Regions from separate parts of the Homo sapiens genome. Here region 1 is linked to region 2. A link is a loop called in an ENCODE intact Hi-C map of the cell type or tissue named here. Cell type or tissue: dorsolateral prefrontal cortex. All regions are shown on one strand. Each heading gives the region's core, and the rest is flanking DNA. Links, peaks and the distances in the headings are about the cores only.

What was found. A loop is a pair of places that touch in the nucleus more often than their neighbours do. Peaks named below come from ENCODE experiments on the same cell type or tissue, not always from the same donor. Only the 100,000 strongest peaks of a DNase experiment are listed, where the experiment ranks them.
Region 1: it touches region 2 in a loop (3-fold over the local background); 11 of 110 quality-filtered maps call a loop at or near these places.

The regions. Positions count from the first base shown.
Region 1 is chr16:19,070,650-19,075,036 of GRCh38, reverse strand. It overlaps COQ7 (coenzyme Q7, hydroxylase), which reads right to left. Exons shown (of 6, transcript NM_016138.5): 2 at 2,931-3,109; 3 at 1,002-1,116. Among named protein-coding and RNA genes, the nearest start is that of COQ7-DT, 5.2 kb to the right of the region's middle. In dorsolateral prefrontal cortex, for the core only: a CTCF peak has its summit at 2,597; a DNase peak (open chromatin) is centred at 2,606; H3K27ac peaks cover 1,365 bases.
Region 2 is chr16:19,003,730-19,008,116 of GRCh38, reverse strand. The region is part of intron 1 of TMC7 (transmembrane channel like 7); the gene reads right to left. Among named protein-coding and RNA genes, the nearest start is that of TMC7, 22 kb to the right of the region's middle. In dorsolateral prefrontal cortex, for the core only: no CTCF peak of the experiment used is centred there; a DNase peak (open chromatin) is centred at 2,186; H3K27ac peaks cover 4,000 bases.

The DNA of each region.
Region 1 (4,387 bases), core at 380-4,379, 67 kb before region 2:
AAGTCAGCATTTGGGGTGAGTATATCTTTGATCTTTTATACCATTTATTCTTCTCCGTTTTTTAAAAGAGTGAACAGATCTCAGGTTGAGAATCGTTGTCAGGGAACAGTATTTGGCTGCAACTGAATTCTACTAGCTTTTTTTCTCTGTTGTTTATTTTTACTGTATTTTCTATTTATAATACTGACATTAGGCCAGGTGCAGTGCCTCACGCCTGTAATCCTAGCACTTCGGGGAGGCCAGAGAGGGAAGATGGCTTGAGGCCAGCAGTTTGAGACCAGCCTAGGTAACATAACGAGACCCCATCTCTACAAAAAAAATAGAGCTGTGCGTGGTGGCATGCGCCAGTAGTCCAAGATACTCAGGCTCAGAGGCTTAGGTGGGAGGATCACTTGAACCCAAGAGTTTGAGGTTTCAGTGAGCTACGACTATACCACTGTACTCCAGCCTGGGCAACAGAGTGAGACCCTGGCTCTGGTTTGTTTTTTTTTGTTTTGTTTTGGTTTTTTTTTGAGACAGAGTGTCGCTCTGTCACCCACGCTGGAGTGCAGTGGGCCAATCTTGGCTCACTGCAACCTCCAGCTCCCAGGTTCAAGCGATTCTCTGGCCTCAGCCTCCCAAGTAGCTGGGATTACAGGCACGCACCACCATGCCCGGCTAATTTTTGTATTTTTAATAGAGTCGGGGGTTTCACCATGTTGTTCAGGCTGGTCTCGAACTCCTGACCTCATGATCTGCCCGCCTCGGCCTCCCAAAGTGCTGGGATTACAGGTGTGAGCCATCACGCCCGGCCTTTTTTTTTAAAGTACTGACATTAAGATTCTATCTTAAATAAATTTAACCACACACAAAAAAAGGCAGTCAATTTAACCTCGGAAAAATATGAAGTAAACAGAATGAGGTCATAAGAGGACACAGCAAGAATTGTGAACATGATACCTGAAGGATTTAATCATCCTAGATCCCCAAGCTTGCATAAGCTCTTCTAGAGAGACACGTACCCAGTGCAAACCCCAGCACGTTCCACAAGGGCATCAGAACTGTTGGCCGGACCCTGAACGTAACCATCAACTCATTGAACTTTTTCAAATGGTCCTTTTCTTGATCCCACATTTTCTGCAAGAAACATAAAAATAAAGACATGCAAGCATTCCATAGAGGCCTCCCACTCATCCAAGCGGCATACAGGGAGCAAAGCAGAAACGGAGAAAATGATGGAACTGCTGTCTCCCCCATTCCCCTCAAAACGTCAATGGAAACAGTAAAACATCAGACTAAAGGAATCTGTGACAAAGAGAAGAGAGCACCAAGAATACAAAACAGTCTATTATCTCAATTCCAGTTAAGACTGCCATGAGCCATGGTTGCAGCAGAAGTCTCTCAGGCCCACAATGTGCCCAGTAAATGACAAGGGTCTACACACATAAGAAATGACATGTTTAACCCATTTCAAAATCAGGAAGGCAGAACATTGGCTGTTGTGTAATTTCCTTCCAGATTACTAGAATAGCATCATCTTGTTGTTGTTGTGGTTTGTTTGTTTCCAGACAGGGTCTCACTCTGTCACCCAGACTGTAGTGCAGTAGCAAGCTCATGGCTCACCGCAGCCTCAACCTCCAGGATCAAGCGATCCTCCCACCTCGGCCTCTCAAATTAGCTGGGATTACAGTCACATGCCACTACACCTGGCTAATTTTGTGGTGTGTGTGCGGTTTTTTTTGTTTTTTTGAGACGGAGTCTCACTCTGTTGCCCAGGCTGGAGTGCAGTGGTGCGATCTCAGCTCCCTGCAACCTCTGCCTCCCAGGTTCAAGTGATTCTCTTGCCTCAGCCTCCCAAGCAGCTGGGACTACAGGCATGCACCACCATGCCTGGCTGATTTGTTTTGTATTTTTAGTAGAGACAGGGTTTTGCCTTGTTGGCCAGGCTGATCTCAAACTCCTAACCTCAGGTGATCCACCCGCCACAGCTTCCCAAAGTGCTGGGATTACAGGTGTGAGCCATTGCACCCAGCTAATTTTTGTATTTTTCGTAGAGACGGAGTCTCATCACATTGCCCAAGCTGGTCTCAAACTCCTGGGCTCAAGCGATCCATTGGCCTCGGCCTCCCAAAGTGCTGGGATTACAGGCGTGAGCCACCACACCCGGCCCTGAATATTATTTACATCAGAGGAAAAAGGGAGAATGCTAGCTGCAGCTAACACTTAGATGGCACGTCCTAAGTGCCAGGGGCCATCAAATAGCTTCATGCAAGCAATTCATTCAATCCACACAATCCCTGTGAAGGACACACTATGACTGCGCCAGTATACACAACAAACTGAAGCACAGAGAGGCTAAGTAGCTTGCCCAAGGGTTCAGGGCAGGCCATTTAACTTGTACTAACTTGACCTTTATGGGCCAGACCCGGTTCCTTACCCAAACCCAGGCCATTATGAGGCCATTTTGCAGATACGGAAATGGAAACCCAGAGAAGTCCTGTGCCATCCTCAAGGTCGCACAGGTAGGAGGTGGGAGAGAGCCAAAATGTGAACCAGGTCTGTGTAACTACAAATTTCAGGTCCTCCCATAGCCTCTTGGGATACAATACCTCTCTGGCACGGTAGGGGGCAGGGCTGCAACATTTCAGCACAGTTGACTGCTGTGCTGAGCGATTCTTAACCTTTTTTCATTACTGCCTGCCCCCGCCATGGAGTACTGATACCAAAGATATACCGCATACCTGTCTATGTACTAGATGTCTCTCTGTGCTTTATCCATAAAAAGAACAATATGCTTTTTGCTCCCCATCTCCACCAAGAACCAACCTTCGCTCTCCTGGAGACAATGGCATCTCCCTAGGGAACGCTTGACCTCCCATGATTCATTACTTGAAGTCCTTTGGATCTGCCCATTCAGTAGACCAGGGTGAGGGAGATGAAGAAGCACCCACCTGAATGACTGGCCCGACGCTGGTCCGACCCAGGACAGCCATCTGCCCGGCATAGATGCGGTTTGCTCCATATTCGCCTGCATGATCCACCCGGATTATTCGATCCACAGCTGCCCGACTGATATTGTCTAAAGTCATTCCTGAACTGCGAAATCTGACACTGGTTCTTCTTCCATAAGCTGAAATGCAAGTGTTTATTCTTCGTTATGATCAGGTAAAATCCAGATGTTCCTTTTACAGACAGCAGAAAGGGCACTTTGGGATGGAGGTCACAAATCAGTTCCCCATGGGCCAGGCGTGCCCATAAACGGACTCTGTTTAACCTACAGTGTTAAAACAGAGGATTTTACCTAAAGATCTGGATTTCTGGTTTCACTTTAAGTGTATGAAGATCTGGAAATGCTGAGCCTACCTTCTTACCAGGCAGTTAACATGGCAACCGCTTCTAGATGAGCATGGTTCTCCAGTTCACCAACCCTCTGGCCCACTTCGCCCCAGCCCAGGCTGTACAGGAGAGGCCCATACAGAGCTTTCAAAAACACCGTGCTCTTCCCCAGTCAATCTCTGGGAGGGGGCTCTCTGAACTGATATTGTTTAGAAGCTCTGTGCATAAGTCTTCTCTTCAGCCAAGGCTGAGAACCACAGACTAAGTTCTCTTAAAATCCACACCTGTCCGGGCGCGGTGGCTCATGCCTGTAATCCTAACACTTTGGGAAGCCAAGGAGAATGGATCACCTGAGGTCAGGAGTTTGAGACCAGCCTCGCCAACATGGTGAAACCCCATCTCTACCAAAAATACAAAATTTAGCTGGGTGTGTTGGCGTGTGCCTTTAATCCCACCTCCTCGGGAGGCTGAGGCAGGAGAATAGCTTGAAACCGGGAGGCAGAGATTGCCGTGAGCCAAGATCGTGCCACTGCACTCCAGCCTGGGCAACAGAGTGAGACTCTGTCTAAAAACAAAAACAAACAAACAAACAAAAACAGAAAAAAAAATTAAAAACCCCACACCGTTGGGCATTCGATTTTGAGACTAGCCTTGGAGCCTAGATTTCACTTCATTATGCTCCAAAATCAATTCAAATGAACTCTCATCTTCAAAATGTAAATTCTTCATGACAGATTATATTTTATCTTTAAAAATAAATCTCCTAACCTTAACACCTTAATTATATTCTCTGAGCCTTATATTAGAGTAACTCAAAAGGTTTTTTTCCCTGCCAGAGAGGAGTTTTGCAGCATTCTTAGGTGTGTAAGGTGTATTCACCTCATTTTGCAGATACGGAAAATAGTGACCTAAGGGTCATTTAGTTTGTAATGGTAGCTTCGATCTGCACTGGTATCACTTTTTTTTTTTTTTGAGACAGACTCTGACTGTATCGCCCAGGCTGGAGACAGAGGTGCGATCTTGGCTCACCGCAAACTCCACCTTTCAGACTCAGGCAATTCTCCTTTTTCAG
Region 2 (4,387 bases), core at 185-4,184:
GCAATTACCCCTATGCAGCAAAGCTTCTATGCAGCAAAGCTTCATGATCAATGCCAAATGCTTGAGTTTGGATCCCCACTCTGTCACTTATTAGCTGTATGTCTTTGTGAAAGTTACTTAACCTTTCTAAGACTCAGTTTCCTCATCTCAAATACTCATTCAACAACTCTATCTACCATATGTCATATCTGGAACTAAGGGAACTGCAGTGAACAAGGCAAGTGCCCTACTCACGCGGCAGTTATATTCTGAGATGAGGGAGAGGGATATCAAATAATAAACAGGCAGTAAATATTATGCCAGGAAGTGATAAGTGTAATGAAAAAAAAAAAAAAGAACAGAGTGGTGTCAGGGGACAGAGGTGATATGAGAGGGGTAAACTGTTTTTGATAAGGTGGGGTCAGGTATTGTCTCTCTTTATTTTATTTATTTATTTTTTTTTTTTTTGAGACGGAGTCTCGCTCTGTCACCCAGGCTGGAGTGCAGTGGCACGTGATCTCGGTCTCTCTTTAAAGGTGACATTTAGCTAAGGCTGAATGAAGGGAAGGGGTGAGACCCCTGGATATTTGGGGAAAAGCACCCCAGGCAGAGGGAACCCATAAGTGGAAAGGCCCAGCGGCAGAAGAGTGTGTGACAGGTTGGAGGAAGAGTTAATGAGCAAGAACCTGGTGGGCGGTTTCGTTGGTGGCCTCCAATGAGCCACACTGGCCTGGCCCTCTGCGTGGTCCCCTCCTTGAATCTGCACAGGACCTGTGCTTGCTTTAACCAAAGGACTCAATGGAAGTAATGCTCTGCCATTTCCAGCCCAAAGTCATAAGAGGGCCTTGCAGTAGCCACTTCTGTGTTCTCGGGCCAGGGTTACCTGGTAGGAAGTCCAACTGCCTAGGACAATGAGGTGGAGAGGAAGAGCCCCTAAGCCTACAAAAAGAACCAACAACCTGGGTGACTGCAAGAACCAAGGCCCCAGGCTCGTGTCTTCAAACCCCTGGGACAGCCAGGCACGGTGGCTCACACCTGTAATCCCAGCATTTTGGGAGGCCGAGGCAGGCGGATCACCTGAGGTGGGGAGTTCAAGACCAGCCTGGCCAACATGGTGAAATCCCATCTCTACTAAAAATACAAAAAAAAAAAAACTAGCTGCACGTGGTGGCACGCGCCTATAATCCCAGCTACTCAGGAGGCTGAGGTAGAAGAATAGCTTGAACCTGGGAGGCAGAGGTTGCAGTGAGCCGAAATTGGACCACTACACTCCAGCCTAAGCGACAGAGCAAGACTTTGTCTCAAAAAAGCAAAACAAAAGAAAACAAAAAAAACCCCTGGGGCATCCTCACCAGGCATCGCCATGATGAGGCCATCTTGGGTGCTCCAGCGCCAGCAGACATCCCAGGCAGCAGTGCAAGCGGGCTCCCCCGTGCCCTGCATCGTCCCTGATGCACAGAATCAGCAGAAATAACAACATGGCTTAAGCCAGCACATTTGGAGCAGTGTGTTGAGCAACAATAGGTATTTAGGACAGGGAGAATGGAAACGTTAAAGTCAGAGGGGTGGCTGGGGTCGAACCAAGTCAGGCTTTGTAGACTGTGGCAGGACCTTGGGATGTTGTGCTTTGACTGCATTTTAAAAGGTCACCCTGGGCCGGGCACGGTGGCTCACGCCTGTAATTCCAGCACTTTGGGAGGCCAAGGCAAGGGGATCACCTGAGGTTGGGAGTCCAAGACCAGCCTGACCAACATGGAGAAACGCTGTCTCTACTAAAAATACAAAATTAGCTGGGCACGCTAGCGCGTGCCTGTAATCCCAGCTATTTAGGATCGCTTGAACCCAGGAGGCGGAGGTTGCAGTGAGCCGAGATCGTGCCATTGCACTCCAGCCTGGGCAACAAGAGCGAAACTCCGTCCAAAAAAAAAAAAAAAGGTCACCCTGGAGGCTGCAAGGGCAAGGCTGGGGTCAGGACTTGCTACACAGCCTGTTTATGAACATTAAAGGGGATCACATGGGTAGAAGGTCCCAGGCAGTGCTCGGCACACACAGAGCTCCATAAAGGCACCAACCGGATGAGGATGGGCAGGGGCAGGGCCAGGTGGGGACCGGTCAAGGCCTGGCTCTGACACTGTAATCTTTGCCTTTCTCGGATAGGCAAGTTCAGACACAATGGAGCAGCTGTCCCACTGTAGATGACACATGGACACGTGGCTGGGGCCCTGCCAATCACCATGTGCAAGTCTACGAGCCTCACCCACCCTTCTACCTCCCTGCCTGGCACACCCTGAGGATATGACACACTTCCATTAGTGGCAGTGGCTCCCTAGAGCCAATATGAGGGTAGGGTGGGTGTGGTCCCTGAAAAGGAAAAGGGTCTAAGCCCTGCATGGAGGCTACCCTCCTGCAAGCAGAAACAAAGAGCTATTATTAGCCACAAACAAAGGTCTTTGAATATAGAACAGCATGGACCTACTGAATATTCAACAGCTGTGGGGTCAGGGGCCCCAGGCTGGAGCCTGGGTTGGTTTAAAATACTGGCCTGTCACCCACCAGCCAAGCCACCCCAGGAGAGACCACAGCTGCCTCAGAGTCACATTTTTCTCATCTCGGGAATGGAGGATCTAATACCATGGGCCTCATCAGCATGATGGTGAGGAAGGAGTTGCAAACAACATGAACAACACTGGCTAAGATTTATTGAGTACTTGCCTACCTTGTACCAGGCCATTTAAAGTATTTAACATGCGGGCCAGGCGTGGTGGCTCACGCCTGTAATCCCAGCACTTTGGGAGGCCGAGGCGAGTGGATCACGAGGTCAGGAGATCAAGACCATCCTGCTAACATGGTGAAACCCCATCTCTACTAAAAATACAAAAAAATAGCCGGGCATGGTGGCGGGTGCCTGTAGTCCCAGCTAACTTGGGAGGCTGAAGCAGAAGAATGGCGTGAACCCAGGAGGCAGAGCTTGTGGTGAGCCAAGATTTTGCCATTGCACTCCAGCCTGGGCGACAGAGCGAGACTCCGTCTCAGAAAATAAATAAATAAATAAATAAATAAATAAATAAATAAATAAATAAAATAAAGTATTTAACATGCATCGTCACACTTAATACTCCGAACTACTCTTTAGAGAGAATTATCCCCATTGTGCTGGTGTGGTCTCAGCTACTTTGGGAGGCTAAAGCAGGAGGATTGCTTGAGCCCAGGAATTCAAGACCAGCTTGGTCAACATAACAAGACTCCAATTCCAAGAAAAAAAAAACCCAAAAGACAAACAAAAGAATTATCTCCATGTTACAGATTAATAACTGAGGCTCAGACAATTAGTAAGTGTTGCTTGCTCACACAGTAAGTGTTGGAACTAGGAACCCATCACAGGTTTATCAGACCCCAAAGCTGTAGTCTTCACCATGAAAAAATTCAGGGGGCCATGGATTTAAAAGTGTTTGTAAATGTTAAAATACCGTATAAGCTGGGCACGGTGGCTCACGCCTGTAATCCCAGCACTTTGGGAGGCTGAGGCAGGTGGATCACTTGAGGTCATGAGTTCAAGACCAGCCTGGCCAACATGGTGAAACCCCGTCTCTATTAAAACTAGAAAAATCAGCCAGGCATGGTGGCAAGTGCCTGTAATCCCAGCTACTCAGGAGGCTGAGGCAGGAGAATTGCTTGAAGCCAGGAGGCGGAGGTTGCAGTGAGCCGAGATCACGCCACTGCACTCCAACCTGGGCAACAGAGCAAGACTCCATCCCAAAAAATATATACAAATAAATAAATAAAAATAAAAATAAAATTCCATACAAATCAACTAGGTAATTATCCTGTTTTTCATACACCACCTACCCCCTCCTAGGAAGAACTGTTCTGATTTTTCCTCTTTAGACACTCCAGGGAAGTTCCTCAACTTCAAACAAAAAATGTCACGACCATGTCTTTGAACACAGGCATCATTATTTTTATAACTAGGATCCACCCCCTCGTTTGCATATAACACACACTTTTCCCAGCATGACGTCACCTCATTTCTCACGCCAACCTGCAGAGGTAAGCACAGAGGGCTTCACTTGCCCTGGTATTTTTTTTTTTTTTTTTAAATTTATTTTTTTATTGATAATTCTTGGGTGTTTCTCACAGAGGGGGATTTGGCAGGGTCATGGGACAATAGTGGAGGGAAGGTCAGCAGATAAACAAGTGAACAAAGGTCTCTGGTTTTCCTAGGCAGAGGACCCTGCGGCCTTCCGCAGTGTTTGTGTCCCTGATTACTTGAGATTAGGGATTGGTGATGACTCTTAACGAGCATGCTGCCTTCAAGCATCTGTTTAACAAAGCACATCTTGCACCGCCCTTAATCCATTTAACCCTGAGTGGACACAGCACATGTTTCAGAGAGCACAGGGTTGGGGGT